Linked DNA regions of Homo sapiens: region 2 is linked to region 1. Evidence: chromatin loops called from intact Hi-C (ENCODE). Cell type or tissue: B cell. All regions are shown on one strand. Each heading gives the region's core, and the rest is flanking DNA. Links, peaks and the distances in the headings are about the cores only.

What was found. A loop is a pair of places that touch in the nucleus more often than their neighbours do. Peaks named below come from ENCODE experiments on the same cell type or tissue, not always from the same donor. Only the 100,000 strongest peaks of a DNase experiment are listed, where the experiment ranks them.
Region 2: a loop joins it to region 1, with 23 times the contacts of the local background. A loop is called at or near these places in 4 of 110 quality-filtered maps.

Annotation. Positions count from the first base shown.
Region 1 is chr11:5,887,214-5,894,791 of GRCh38, forward strand. It overlaps OR52E5 (olfactory receptor family 52 subfamily E member 5), which reads left to right and starts at 5,995. Exons shown (of 3, transcript NM_001005166.5): 1 at 5,995-6,057. The region is part of intron 2 of LOC112268071 (a long non-coding RNA gene); the gene reads right to left. In B cell, for the core only: a CTCF peak has its summit at 4,173 (motif pointing left); no DNase peak of the experiment used is centred there.
Region 2 is chr11:4,633,094-4,640,671 of GRCh38, forward strand. OR51D1 (olfactory receptor family 51 subfamily D member 1) reads left to right here and starts at 4,384. Exons shown (of 2, transcript NM_001004751.3): 1 at 4,384-4,660; 2 at 6,684-7,578. The coding sequence starts at 6,698. In B cell, for the core only: CTCF peaks have their summits at 3,969 (motif pointing right) and 4,170; a DNase peak (open chromatin) is centred at 3,988; H3K27me3 peaks cover 1,024 bases.

The DNA.
Region 1 (7,578 bases), core at 1,781-6,780:
GATTTAAGTAGGAAATATTTTATTTATACGTGAGAGGCTTCATCATGGGTCCCAAGTGGAGATCAAGTAAAAGGAGAGGTAGAACGAGTAGCCTGGGTTTGGTGTTGGTAATGAGAAGAGGGAGACCACAGAAACTGAGTACAGGTGCAAGTAGTATAGTGATAAAGAGAAGCTGAAATCAGCACAGTCTTCATCACTGTGGTCCACAGTACTGAGTGGTAAGCACAGACGAGCATCCAGGCCCTCAATAGCTGTACCATATATAAACATGCTAAATAAAGACAAAGTTTTTTTCTTTTCTCAGTGATATGAAAGCATCTGTGACATGTATAATGCAACTTTCTGGTTAAATATATTGATGGGAGTCGGAAAATTTTAATATAAGCGTAATAGTGTCCACAGTGTAGATGGGAGTGCACCATAATGCTGGCCCTGAAATGGTTCATAATCAAACTGGAACACCACACTTAAACATGGCTGAGCAGAGTCATTGTACTGGGATCCCTTCTCTGGACAGTAGTTTTCTTTCACGAAATCAAACAAGATGGGACCAGAAGGGTGCTGACAAGCTGAAGAAAAAAGACACAAAAGATAAATATAATTGAGAAAATGGTGACAAAAGGAATGCCAACCTGAAATAATAGTATGAGAATCCAGTGTAAGTGTTTATTCAAATGCAAAGCTAAGGATGGCCATCTGGGAAACACAGAATCCAAAGAAATGAGGTCAATGCTCCAAAGTTGAAAAGTTAAGGTTTTACTTATGTAGGCAGAAAGCAAAGAAATGTAGCAGAATTAAAGATTTCCCCATACAAACTTGATTTATGAGTTACAGCACATTGATTAGTTATAGCTTGTTTTCTTTTTCCAATTTAAATGAGTATTTTTAACATTTTAACTTTGACAATGTAATAGTCATGAGGTCTTTGTGTAAAACAAGGAAGAAGGAAGTTAATCAATAACGAAGATCAAAAATAAAGAGGGAAAGGGTCTTCTCTGGCACTCGTTAGTCTTTTACAACATTCTAAAAAACAATGTAGGTAATGGAAAAAGGCTAATTTATAATCAGGCAAACAAATACTACAACTTCCTAGGTTACAGCTATCTGTTAGTGACTCAAGTCCTATAATCACATTCTTTTAAGGCTCAAAATAATTTAAAGTTTCAACAGCTTTGGTCTTGAATTACTTATTTTCATTAAAAAAAGACATCAATGCCAGAGTTAATTATATTCTACTGGTATTGAATATTCGAAGACTATGCCATTTTCCATAAACCTTGCTCACCCCGTCAAGCAATCCTTCTCCTTAGGAACCCTTTATGCATCACACGGTATTCTACAGAATATGGAAACCAGCCTAGCTCATAGACTCTTATGGGATAGTAAGTGTGAGAATATTAATGCTGTTTATCTCTAACTTTATGTTACCCACCAGCACTTTGGGAACAGACATAATTCAGTGTAACTGAAAATAAACTTCCATGAAGTTCAATTCAGATACAGTATCTTCTTGAATATGTTCCAACATTGCTCCATTCAATTGGTTTATTGATCCATAACTCCTATATCAGTCAGAGCCTTGCTATATTATCCTGGTTTCCCAAAAAAACCTTTTTAAAATTCCAGATGCCTGCAGACTTTTCCATTTTTCTGGTGCCAAATTTGAAGAAAATTCTCAACAGTTTTCCAAAGTGATTTCACCATTTTACACTTCTACCAACAAAATATGAAAATCCCAATTGCTCGACATTCCCACCAACATTTGGTGTTGTCAGTCATTTGAATTTAGCTACTCTAGTGAGTAAAAAGCATTATCCCATTGCAGTTTTAATTTTTATTTCTCTAATAACTAATAATGATGTCAAGTATATTTTTAGCTCTTATGGGCCATTTTAAAATATTCGCTTGTGAAGTATCTATTATTCTTTTCCAACAACTACAAAATTAGCTACTTTGAGATATATTTGAATGTAGTTCAAAAGTCTTAAGAAATTAGAATCCAAAGATAAAACTACCTATTTCAAAATAAACAATAAGAGCAGTAAATTTTACCTATACTTATACATGTTTCTATATACACATGGATATTTATAAATATACAGATGATCCTTGATTTACAATGTTTTAATTGGACAATTTTTTGACTTTAGAATAGTTTGAGTATATGCATTCAGTACTTTCCTTGACTTACAATGGAATAAAGCCAAGATCAACCCCTGGTAAGGTGTCTGTAATACCATTGTTATTACTAACAATGTCATGTCTCTTGAAGACAATCTAGATCTTCTTACCTCTTGCATTTCCAAATTCCATTTATTTCATGCTAATTGCATCATTACTTTGGATGCTGCATTATCCATTGTCCTGCTCAAGAATAATGCCTTCAAAATATTGAACAATATTTTCAATGGATTTGTTTCTTTTTTAATTTTTATGGATACACAGTAAGTGCATATATTTATGGAGTACATGAGATGTTTTGATACAAGCATGAAATGTGTAATAACCACATCATAATCCAGCAATCCCACTGCTGGGTATACAAACAAAAGGAAGAAAATCAATATATAGAAGAGATATCAGCACTCCAGTGTTTGTTGCAGCACTGTTTACAATAGCTAAGATTTGGAAGCAACCTAAATGTCCATCAACAGATGAATGGATAAAGAAAATGTGGTACATATATACAACGGAGTACTATTCAGCCATAAAATATTTTCAAATTATCATGGGTTTATTGCAGCATAACCCCATTGTAAGTTAAGGAGCATCTATATATAATATCATATATTATGTATTGTATATTATTACATGTGATAAAAGTAAGTTTAAATAGAAGAATCTACAGGAAAATCTAAGGCTGCTTATTGGCAATATTAGTGAAGGTTCTAGAAAGCATAGTTAGCAAACTCAAGCTGACCCCTTAAACTAAGACAAATATATAGGCACAGTTTAGAAATTCCACAAGAGACTATAAGGATAGTAAGTGTGGGAATGTTTACTCTGGGGTCCAAAGAGGAGAAGGAGTTCCTGGCATCTGGAGGCCCAGAGAGCATTGCAGATAGAAGTTGCAATTTATTTGGAGGTACTCACAGAGCCCGTGGTGACCTGCAGGTCACCTGCAATGAAGGAGCAGGTGGGAACCAGAATAAATATCTCGACCTCACTCACTTCCCCCTCACCTGCTGGTGCTTCCTATTTTCTGAACCCAAGCAGATTCTATGGGACAAAAGAGGCTATTGATACAGTACATAGTCATGAATCTCTTAGGACACAGAGTATAGAATGGACCTAGAGAGGCCGAAAGGAGATCTCCAGCACATTGGCCCACATAAACAAAGGGCTGGAGGAAAATTCTGAACAAACATGAGGCGGCCAATATTTTTATATATTCTCCTTTCAATTACTATTGTGTGCTATTTATTTCAGTATTTATTTATTTGTAGCATTAGATACTCTCCTTTTTGTTCTCAGAATCCTCTTAGAATCATTTTGAATTTTTTTGTATTCTTTTAGACAGCCCAAGAATTATAATGCTGATAAAAAATCATTTGGACTAATATACTGTGAAATATAATCTAGTATGTTTGCACTGAGAATTGAAATGAGAATAAAAAAGTAATGGAATAATCACCAGGCATATTCTTAGTTTTCTCATAATTTTAGAGTATTCTCTCTGTAAGGCCAAAAGTAAAATGAAAGAACATTTTATATGCTAGGGGTATTCTTCTATGTGGTTTATAAGATTCATGGGTATTAAGGAAAACTTTGGGCTTTCCAAAGCTTTAATTAATATTGTAATTCAAAAAGATCAATATGATAATGCATAGTAAGATATATCCAATTTTATAGGAAACATTAGAAATAATCAAGAAAAGTCACTAACTTTTCATCCTTTACATTCTTTTATTGTAAAAGAAATCAAAGCTCCCTGAAGAAATGATTTTGAACTCAGAGGTATACAAATAGAGATATAACAAAAATATCTTGAAAACTTAGTTAGCACAATAGCTCATGTTCAAGAAATGTAGCTGATTTGACTTTCACGTATACATAATGCTCAAATGGCACTTGCTGATTTAGCCTGTATTTAATGAGCATCTAATTATTATGTTGTCTAATTCATATCAGGAGCTCAATAAAAGAAGGTTGAATCAAGGAACATTGGCTTGTAGGATGAGCATGACTGACATCTAGTGGTAAAAATAAATACTTTTTTGTAAAATTTATTTATTTATTTTGTAATTTCAACTCTTAGATTTAGGGGCTACATGTGTGGGTTTGTGACATGGGTAGATTGTGTGATTCTGAAGTTTGGGGTATGAATGATCCCATCACCCACTGATATGGTTAGGCTCTGTGTTCCCACCCAAATCTCATCTTGAATTGTCCGCATAATCCCCACATTAGGGTTGGGACCTGTTGGGAGGTGATTGGATTGCAGGGTTGGTTTCCCCCATGCTGTTCTCATGATAGTGAGTTATCATGAGATCTGATGTTTTTTTAAGTGTTTGACAGCTCCCCCTGCACGGGCATTCTCTTTCTCTCTCACCTGCTGCCCTGTAAGATGTGCCTCTTCCCCTTCCGCCATGACTGTTAAGTTTACTGAGGCCTTCCCAGCCATGTGGAACTGTAAGTCAATTAAATCTCTTTTCTTTATAAATGACCCAGCCTCAGATATTTACTTATAGCAACGTGAAAATGAACTAATATACGCAGGTGGTAAGCATATTACCCTATAAGTAGTTTTTCAACCCTTGTCCTCGGCCTCTCTCCCACCTTTAGTAGTCCCCAGTGTCTGCTGTTCCCATCTTTATGTCCATGTGTACCAATAAATACATTTCCTGAACAAATAAATGACAGTCATTTAAATGAACAATCTAATGAACTAAAAAGGTAAATAACTTTTTCTACTGAATATTTATTTATGTTATTGAACACCAAAAATTCTACTTCAAATAAGGAATAGAAATAATGTCCATTTAATAATATTTAGATATATTGTCAAACACTCTGCTGTTCTAGTCAAATGCATGATCTCACTTACTCTGAAAAAAAAAGTGTGAAATGTGTTTTGTCATTTCCGTCAGCCTTGTGAATCTATAAGAAGGAACAAGAAGCTGATAGAGGTTAAGAAATGTTTTCCCAGCTACAGAATCTAAGAAAAAAATATTTAAATTTATGTTGCCTAACTCCAAAGTGTTAACTTCAGAGATAATGTTGTAAAAGATTTGTGAAAATGCATAGCCAGTGTTAATGTATTAATTAATTTCTAACAAGTAAGTGTTGAGCACCTTCCAGACATTACCTTATTATACTGTTACAATATTGATATAATTTTTTCTCATTTTCCATTTGAGAAAACCAAGACTTAGAATGGCAAATGTAATTGAACAAGATCACAGAATAAGAGAATCAAAAGATCATGTTCTTAATCTGTAGGTTAAACTGCTTTTCTTTCTGTATATATATATATTCATTTTGATATTTCTATTAATATTATGTATCGTGTTAGATGCATTACACACTCACAAAAATCATGGAATGTAATTCTTGTAACAGATATATCTCATGAATTGGAAACTGAAGTTAGAATTCTATCTCTGCCATTTATTAATGTACATATATTTCAGAGATGACTTTAAGGCGATGCTGGGTTCCTTCTTACAGGGCTCTTTTCTTGCCTCTCTGTCAAGAGTAACTAATCACCTGATACCACAGTCAGATTTAAGGTGTAAGTGTGAGGTCATTATGCCTCTAACTGAATAGACCCCTGGGACCTGTGCAGGGAATGTACCCACTAGAGGATGCACAGATCATCAGCAAGCAGAAGGTATCTCTGACAAGATAACCTAGAGCCCTATCCTCAGGAGTAGGGAAATTTTCTGTTTTCTCTCCAGGTCCAGTGACACAGCCCACACTTTAGGGAAGCCCTTCCCAGGGGACAAGAATTCTCATATAACTCCTTGGCTCTGAATAGTAAGAACTATGTCGCATACAGGTTGCAGTCTGGGGTATCCGGTCCTTCACAGACAATTTCTCAGATGCGGGGCAGAGGTAGGTGAGTCAGCTCCTGGTTATGCTGAAAGAGGGTCCTCAATGACAGTAACTAAAGTGATTTGTGGGATGATGGAGCTCCAGTGACTCGGCCAGAGTCTCTGTAGATAGGGCCATCTTCTAAGGAAGTAGCAAGAGAAAGAGATAGTAGTTAAGAAAAACCCAAATTCATAGCTGTAGTCAAGAACAGACTATTACTTAAGGACATGATAAAGGAAGAAAAGCAGTAAACAAACTTCAAAGAGCATTCTGAGAGTTAAAGGAAAAGAGAAGGATAAGTGTTTTAAAATTAAAAAAAAAAGAGCATTTCATGAAGATGAGAAGGATGTTAACAGATCATTCCCTGGTTATAGCTGTGTGGTCTGCTTTTCAAGACCTATGCACCTATGACTAGTTGTTAGGAATCTCAGATGCTGAAACCTCAAATTTTCACCCGTCCCTGGAATTGCCCTCAGATCCAAGGAACTGCCTCATCTGAGGTCATGTCGCATCACACAGTGTGGCCCATTGCCAACAACTAGATAATATAGAAATACAAAAAAAATAAAAAAGGCTTACTTTTTTTGTGTGTGTGGGACAACTTAGAGAGATCAAACCATCTCCAGAGCTTCATATCGTATCATTTGAGGCTTCAGATGTAACTACATGATAAAGAAGTTTGTCTTCTGATCCAATCCTACCTTCCTGGCTTCTTTATAAGCATATTTTCCCAGAGCCTTTCTCAAAAATCTTTCTGCCCGCCATTCTCTATCTCAGATATGTTTTTAGGAATTCAATCTAAAATACTATATATAACAATAGGGAAGATTATTATTTGCACTCAACTTTCAATAGCCATTTGTGGATCCTGGCATTAAAAAAATCATGTTATCATGGAGATAAATATGACACTAGTTTTGCCTTCAAAGAAATTATAACCTAGTGGTAGATATTCGCCAGTGGTTCTCAAATTGGAATAAGCATCAGAATCACCTGGAGGGCTTTTTAACAGATTACTGGACCCCTCTTCAAGAGCTTCTGATTAAGGTGGTCTTAGTTAGTGTCCAAGAAATGTCATTTATAACAAGTTACCAGGTGATGCTGATGCTATTGGTCCAGGGAACTCATTTTGAAAACCGCTGATAACTCACGTAACAGAAAGATAGATTGGCCTTTGGAAAAATAGGAAAAAAAAGAATGGATAATCTTGAAATAAGCAGATTGAGGCAGGCTATGTAGATTGTATGTTAATAAATCTAGGCTATGTACTATAGTGGTGACTAAAGCTAGACAGGAAAGTCTCCTCATAAGAGGAAATATGAAGAAAGACATAGAGAAGAAAGCATGCAGAAAGTTTGAAGTGCAGTTTGACTGCAGTGTGGAGATGATAATACTGTAAAGATAGGTTAAAATTAATGTTTAAGATTCTTCACTGCATTTTATGGAATAAAGACTTTTTTCATAAGGATATGGAGCACTACTGAAATTTTATTCTTATGGCTCAGGGGTCGGTGCCCTTTTTCTATAAAGAGAGAGAGAGTT
Region 2 (7,578 bases), core at 1,466-6,465, 1.3 Mb before region 1:
CATGTATCCCAAAACTTAAAATTTAATAAAAAAAAACTACTAAACTATTTTCCGGAGTAGTTGTGCCATTTTACATTCTCGCCTGCAATGCATTAGAGGTTGTTTCTCTGCATCTTCACTAGCATTTGGAGATATGCCATGCTCACTTATTTATAAAATAAAAGATCTATTTCTAGATAATTCCTAATGAAATTTATAAACTGCAAGTGAAAAAAAAAACTATCTGGCATGCATCTAGACAGATATACCTACAGAGGAAAGCTAAATCATACTGGCTGGCATGTAAGCTCCACAAAAGCAGGAGAGTTTGTCTGTTCTGTTCATTAAAGTGTTTCCATCACTTAGAAGAGTACCTGTCATATATTAGGCACTCAATAAATATTCATGGATGAATTAACTGCATTAAGAAGTCAATCTTTACTTGAGGTCATAAAAATATTCTTTTATATTACTTCAGGAAGGCTAATTGCTTTGCCTTTTGTACTTATATATGAAAACCACAAAGATTTAATTCTTATAAGTAGTGTGAATTTAGGGTTCAAATTTTATTTTCTTCTATATGGATATTCAGTTATTGTAGTATCATTTAATAAAAAAATTCTCCTTTTCTGATTGCCTCACAGAATTACCTTTGTCATTTAACAACTGGCTGTGTATGAGTGGGCATACTTCTGAAATTTTATTTCCATTCATTGGCTCAACTGTCTATCCCTGAACAAATACCACATATGCATAATTACTATAGTTTTTAAATTTTTGATATTTAGTATATAAAATCTCACTTTGTCCTATTCTTCTAGAGTTTTGTGGCTAATTTTGGCAATTTACATTTTTATGTATATTTTAATCAAGCTTACCAAATTTTACACAATCACCAATTAGGATATTATTGGGAATGTATTGATTCTATGGAAAAATTTGGGGGCTAAGTAGATTCTTCACATTATCGAGTTTTCCAGTTAAAAAGAATAGTGTTTTCTTCCATTTATTTAGGTCTTCTTCAGTGTCTTTTAAGGATGCTTTGTGGTTTTCTGTGCAGAAATTCCTCTACATTCTTTGTTAGATTCACTCTTAGACATCTGATTTTTCTGTTATTGTAAATGCTTAAAAATTTTATAAAGAAATACAGTGGAATTTTGTAAGTTGACCTTGTATTCAGCAATCTTTACATACTCATTTCTAATAACTTATCAATACAGTCTTTTGGATTTTCTACATATACAATCACTAATCTACAAATAATGACTAATTTCATTTTCTAACTCTCATATCATGTTTCTTTTTCTTGCTTTATAACAGGTTATTAACACAAGGAATCATTTTTATCTTTAGGTACCATTACACTCTTTCTTTTCATGGGAGGTTGTAGGGATTTGTGTGTGACACACATATCATTATCTCGTAACAAAAAACAATGGCATTGGTCATCTAAAAATGAAATTTGGATACTAAAGAAACAAGAAAACATCTTACAGGAAAGACCTTCTTATAGAAATAGCACCTAAAACAGAATCTAAATAAATGTTAGTTTTTAGAGGAGGGAAACAAAGAGGTTGACCATTCCAGATAAAACAAGCATTTGAGCAAATGCTTAGAAGAAGGTGTACAGATAGAGAACTTTATTTAAGGAACTAGAAAGATGCCAATGCAGGGCCGTATTGAGGGAGAGTTGAGGTGTCATGAGATGGGGCTGTCGAATTAGGCAAGTTCATATCTTTTAGGACCTCCTAAGCCATGAGTATATGTTTGGCCAAAGCTCTCCGTTATCCATTGGACCTTTAGCATTCCATTTACATTGAGTGATTTTTCCTCCCTTCTTTCCTTCAAAAAATATTGAAATATAAGTAGAGGGAAAACTATTATTTTTAAAGTCATACTTTGGGTCACCTTAATAAGATCTATTCTTAATACTGTAAAAAGAGAAAAAAAAATGAATGCTTGAAAAGTGCCTGTGGAAATTACGCCAACTAGGTACATAATGTTATTAATATTAATAATAATTTAAGCGGCCTGCCCATTAAACATGCCTCAGTTGAAGTCATAGAGTTGTGAGGTATGAGTGCAGATCAACAAGACCAATAATTTCTGCCTTAAGAGTGGATAGAAGAGGACTCTGTTCACGTTTCCTTTTATACATACACATTAGTGTCCACCCTCCCTACAAAGATACGAAGATATGTTCATAAGTATGAAAAATAATATCACAACGTTAAATGCTATCAGTAAAACAAAGAGAAAAAGGGTAAAGAGGTCCCGCCAAGATTAGGGGTCAAGAAAAGTCTTTCTAAGCAAGGGTGTTTAAACAGAAAAGGCTAAGAATTAAAACTGGGAATAGGATGAGTGTTTTTACCAGGGGAAAAATATATGTGAAGGCTGAAGGGTGAGAGAGAGCATGGCACATTGAAGATGTGGAAATATTTCGGGTCCAATAGGACTTATGTATGCAAAAAGGGAGGTAAAATGGTTGGAGATGGAGATGGAGAGTTGCACTGAGATGGCTTATGGAGTTCCTATGAGTTGGGTTCAGGAGTGTGTTCATTCTACAGGCAATGGGGAATTCAACTGTTCATTCTAAAGGCAATGGAGAATTGCCATGAACTGATATGTGTTTGGAAGATCACACTGGCCACAGCATAGACAACAGATTGGTAGGGAAGTTCTTCTGTGAGTCTGACCAGTGAACAAGTTATTCTGATGATCTAGGCAAAAGACTGTCTTGGCTTGGAATGAAGAAAAGGCAAAAAAGATGGAGAAAGATAATCAGACTCACAAAATAGATATCTAGTAGATAAAATGAACAGAACTTGGTGACTGATTGGATGTGGTTGGAGAGGAAGGTGAGAGAGAGATGGGGAGAAGGCAGGGATGATGATTTCTAAATTTTTGACATGGCCAACAGAGTGATTTATATGACAGGGAACATAAAACAGACAGGGAGCGGGGTCCGGATTGAAGAGCAGAGATGATGAGCTTAGTTGATAATGAAATCAATGAGCTTAGAAATGATGAGTTAGGTGTTGAGTTTGAGGTGCCTGAAGGACACCTATGTCCAATAGACTTTACCATATTTGGAGTTTAGGAGATTGGTCTGGCCTGCTTGGGTGATGAAAGCTACTGGACAAAGTAAGATTACTCATAGTTACTATATAGAGGGGGAAGACAGATTATCTTCCTGGGCCATAGCTACCAGTAATGTGAGGAGTAAAGGACAAGGAGTCTCTCTGCCAACTCCATCCTGTTGACATTTAGTCTCTTCTAGTTCCAAAATACACATTTTAAAATCTCTGTGGAGCTATAAATCCTCCCAATATTGTCCATTTCACTCCTCTGTTCACGTACAAATATCTTAAAAGGGTTGTCTACATCGACTCTCTTCATCTCTTCCTAACACACTCCTCACACTGCTTCACTCAAGATTCCATCCCCCACCCTGTTATCCAGGTAGCCAGTGACCTTTGATTTCAGTCTTTTCACTGCTTGATCTCTCGGCAGCTTTCTGAACTGCTGACCAATCTTCCTTGTCAATATATTTTTTCCTGTCTCTTTTGTGGCACTGTCTACTGGATTTCCTACGTCCTTGGCTCTTCCATTTGTTTTGACTAGTAATAATGAACACAAACATTCACTGGAGACTTGCTAGTATCTCATTTCGTTTTTCACATTAAATGCTTTCACACTAAATGCTTATAGTAGTCATACTATTAATAAATGGGCGGACCCAAGTCTGTTTCCTTCTAGAGCCCCATGTTCAAACAAACATGCCACACGGTCTCATTTCTGGAGGGACAGGACATCTATGATTAGCGACCCAAGGAAGAAAGGGTGGGCTTGAGAGGGTGAGAGGGAGAGCTAAGGGGCAGCGCAGAGTAGTGGAAAGAGCTCAGATGCTAGAGTCAGTTGGGTCCTTGGTTCTTAAAGGCATCATCCTCAGAGCCATTGCTCAGGGACGGCCACGAGGCTGAAGATCCCCTGTGCGACCACAAGGTGGCAGCATGAAGAAGCGAGAGTCCCTGACACAGCTTCGATCCCCTTGGGTAGTTAGTGTGTTCGGAGCGCTGGTATCCCTGCGTGCTTTCTGCTGAGTGCCCACCCCTCCATTCCAGCAGGTCCTCTCTTCCAGCCCCGTTATTCCTCTTCTCCTTTCCACCCCGCGACACAGCCTCCCTCTAGTCTCTTGAGCTGGGCTCAGAGGGATAGTGATAGAGCTCAGTCCCTTTGGGTAGGAGTCAGGGCTCAGCTTTCCTTGGGCGTCTGAGCAGAGCGTCAGTGCCAGGGAGACCCGACTCGTTCACTCTCCATCACTCTACACACTCCTGAGGGGCCCCAGAGAAGCTATAATTGGGCGGCCTCCATGCGCTGGGGAAGCACTGGTGGTGAGTGTAGCAGGCTCAGCCCAGGGAGGTTAGGCAACGGGAGGGTCCGCAGAGACAGGCACAGAAGGCTCATTGCATAAGGAAGCCGGGACTTGATCAGTCAGCTTGGCTGCTTGGAGAGGTCTTCTAGTGTACACCTTTTCCAGATCACAGTAGCCCGGTTCCTGGACCTTGTTCCTACACAGAGGAATTTCTTCAAGCCTGTGAGACCCGTTCCAAGCTTTGCCTATCCTTTGTCCCAGGACAGGACTCCTCAGTTCCTGCCTCCTACTCTTCACTTAAGCAAGGCAAGGGGAATTACTTTACCAGGAAAAAAATGTGTGTGAGTGTGTACGTGTGTGTGTATGTGCACGTGTGTGTTGTGGTGGTGCTGGTGGTGATTGGTGATGAAGAAGGAAACTGAAGCTGGGCTGGAAAGTTGAGTTAGAGGAACACTGTGAAGGGCCTTGTCTGCATACTGTGGAGTTACTAGTTCTCACTTTATCTGGAAAGCTATGGGAATCACTCCTAACTTGCTCAGCAGGAGCCCCAGGTGTCCAGTTTTGCTGTTTAGATGGCAGTGGTGTGGAAGGTGGTTTGGAATAGACTAGGTTTGGAGGCAGGGAGGTAAGTTGGAAGGCTCTTTTTATAATCAGGGCAGAGTGGATAATATAATTAAGTTGGGAGGAGGTGTATTAAGAGGAACGGCCCCAATAATTAATTGGAAAAGTTGAATTGCATGTGGGGGTGAAAGAGGAGACGGGTCAAGATGAGACCAGCTGCCCTGACTTGGGTGATGTGGGTTCTGAGCAGTGGCATTCTCTGAGATCAGGAACAGGTTTGGAAGGGGTCCCTGTTAGAGGCAAGATGAGTGGGAGGCCCATAGGCTATCCAGGTAGAACTATCAAGGAGGCGGTAGGTTATATGGCTGAATCTCAGGACACAGGCTTAGAACAGTGTGGTCTGTAGAGAGAAAGAAGTTGAGCCTGGGACGTTGTGTGATCACCAGGGAGAGTAGGTGGAGGGAGAGGTGTGTGTGCCTGTGAACACTGTGGAGTAACAGCAGCAGCACTGGCTGATTTTCTGTTCATGTCTCAGCTGCATCTGATTTCCATGACATGCTCCTCTTGCTGAGCGCAACCTGGGACTGACTCTCACCTGGGGCTTGAGAGATCTTGATGGCAGATGCTGCTTATTGTTCGTTTGGGAGCTGGAAATGGAAATGATAGTCCCTCTTCATTCACCTCCCTGCCCCCAAGAACACCAGAACAACTTTCCCCAAAGTTCTCTGATTTAAAGCACAAATTTCCTAGGGGAAAGGGGCTTATCGTTTTTTGTTTGTTTATTTGTTTTGTTTTGTTTTTGAGTTGGTGTCTCGCTGTGTCACCCAGGCTGGAATGCAGTGGGGGTGATCTCGTCTCACTGCAGCCTCTGCCGCCCAGGTTCAAATGATTCTCCTGCCTCAGCCTCCTGAGTAGCTGGGATTACAGGTGCGCTCCACCAAGCCTGGCTAACTTTTGCATTTTTAATAGAGGCAGGGTTTCACCATGTTGGCCTGGCTGGTCTCGAACCCCTGACCTTGCGATCTGCCCACCTCGGCCTCCCAAAGTGCTGGGATTACAGGCGTGAGCCACTGTACCTGGCGGGGCTTATTGTTTTTTAAAAAGATTTCCAAAACCTTGCCCTGGCAATTCTGATTTTCTGGGCCTGGAGCAGGACCTGGAGGGATGGTGTTGTCAATTACTTTAGATGTTTCTATCAGGAAAGTTTGAGAAATGGTATTCAGGCCTAAACACAAACCTCTCTTGAAATCTCATCCCAGACTGAGCCCCTGCTCCCTATCTTAAATTAGATTATAGTAGGTCTTAAAGTCAGCTGTAGACTGAGCCTCTAAATCTGAACCCAGACCCACCCTAACCCCAGGATACATCAGAAGAGCTGGTCAATGTGGACCATTCTGAGCAATCCTGCAAGTCTACTCTGATGGGAAAAGGCTAAGAGCAGTGCCCTGGGCAGCAACATCAGCTCTGAAGATGCAGGACTGTGTTACATGTTTTATGAGTGGGTCTTCACACACTGAGATTCATGGGACAGTAATAGAATCTGCTTGTGCAGCACTGGGGCCTTGGAGGGTCAGGGTAAGGCTCAAGATGTCCAGGAAGTTGTATATAAGGAGAATCAGAGCAGAGAGAGACTAGGGTTCAGAATTACCAGGATGACTTAGTCCTGTTTGTTACTGTCACCACTCCAATGCCTTTTCCTCATTAGTCCTTTCTCTCCTCTGAGCCACAACTAAATGATGTTTCTACTTTTCCCTTTCTACTTTCCTAGACCCTGGATTTTGTATGCAGAAGCCCCAGCTCTTGGTCCCTATCATAGCCACTTCAAATGGAAATCTGGTCCACGCAGCATACTTCCTTTTGGTGGGTATCCCTGGCCTGGGGCCTACCATACACTTTTGGCTGGCTTTCCCACTGTGTTTTATGTATGCCTTGGCCACCCTGGGTAACCTGACCATTGTCCTCATCATTCGTGTGGAGAGGCGACTGCATGAGCCCATGTACCTCTTCCTGGCCATGCTTTCCACTATTGACCTAGTCCTCTCCTCTATCACCATGCCCAAGATGGCCAGTCTTTTCCTGATGGGCATCCAGGAGATCGAGTTCAACATTTGCCTGGCCCAGATGTTCCTTATCCATGCTCTGTCAGCCGTGGAGTCAGCTGTCCTGCTGGCCATGGCTTTTGACCGCTTTGTGGCCATTTGCCACCCATTGCGCCATGCTTCTGTGCTGACAGGGTGTACTGTGGCCAAGATTGGACTATCTGCCCTGACCAGGGGGTTTGTATTCTTCTTCCCACTGCCCTTCATCCTCAAGTGGTTGTCCTACTGCCAAACACATACTGTCACACACTCCTTCTGTCTGCACCAAGATATTATGAAGCTGTCCTGTACTGACACCAGGGTCAATGTGGTTTATGGACTCTTCATCATCCTCTCAGTCATGGGTGTGGACTCTCTCTTCATTGGCTTCTCATATATCCTCATCCTGTGGGCTGTTTTGGAGCTGTCCTCTCGGAGGGCAGCACTCAAGGCTTTCAACACCTGCATCTCCCACCTCTGTGCTGTTCTGGTCTTCTATGTACCCCTCATTGGGCTCTCGGTGGTGCATAGGCTGGGTGGTCCCACCTCCCTCCTCCATGTGGTTATGGCTAATACCTACTTGCT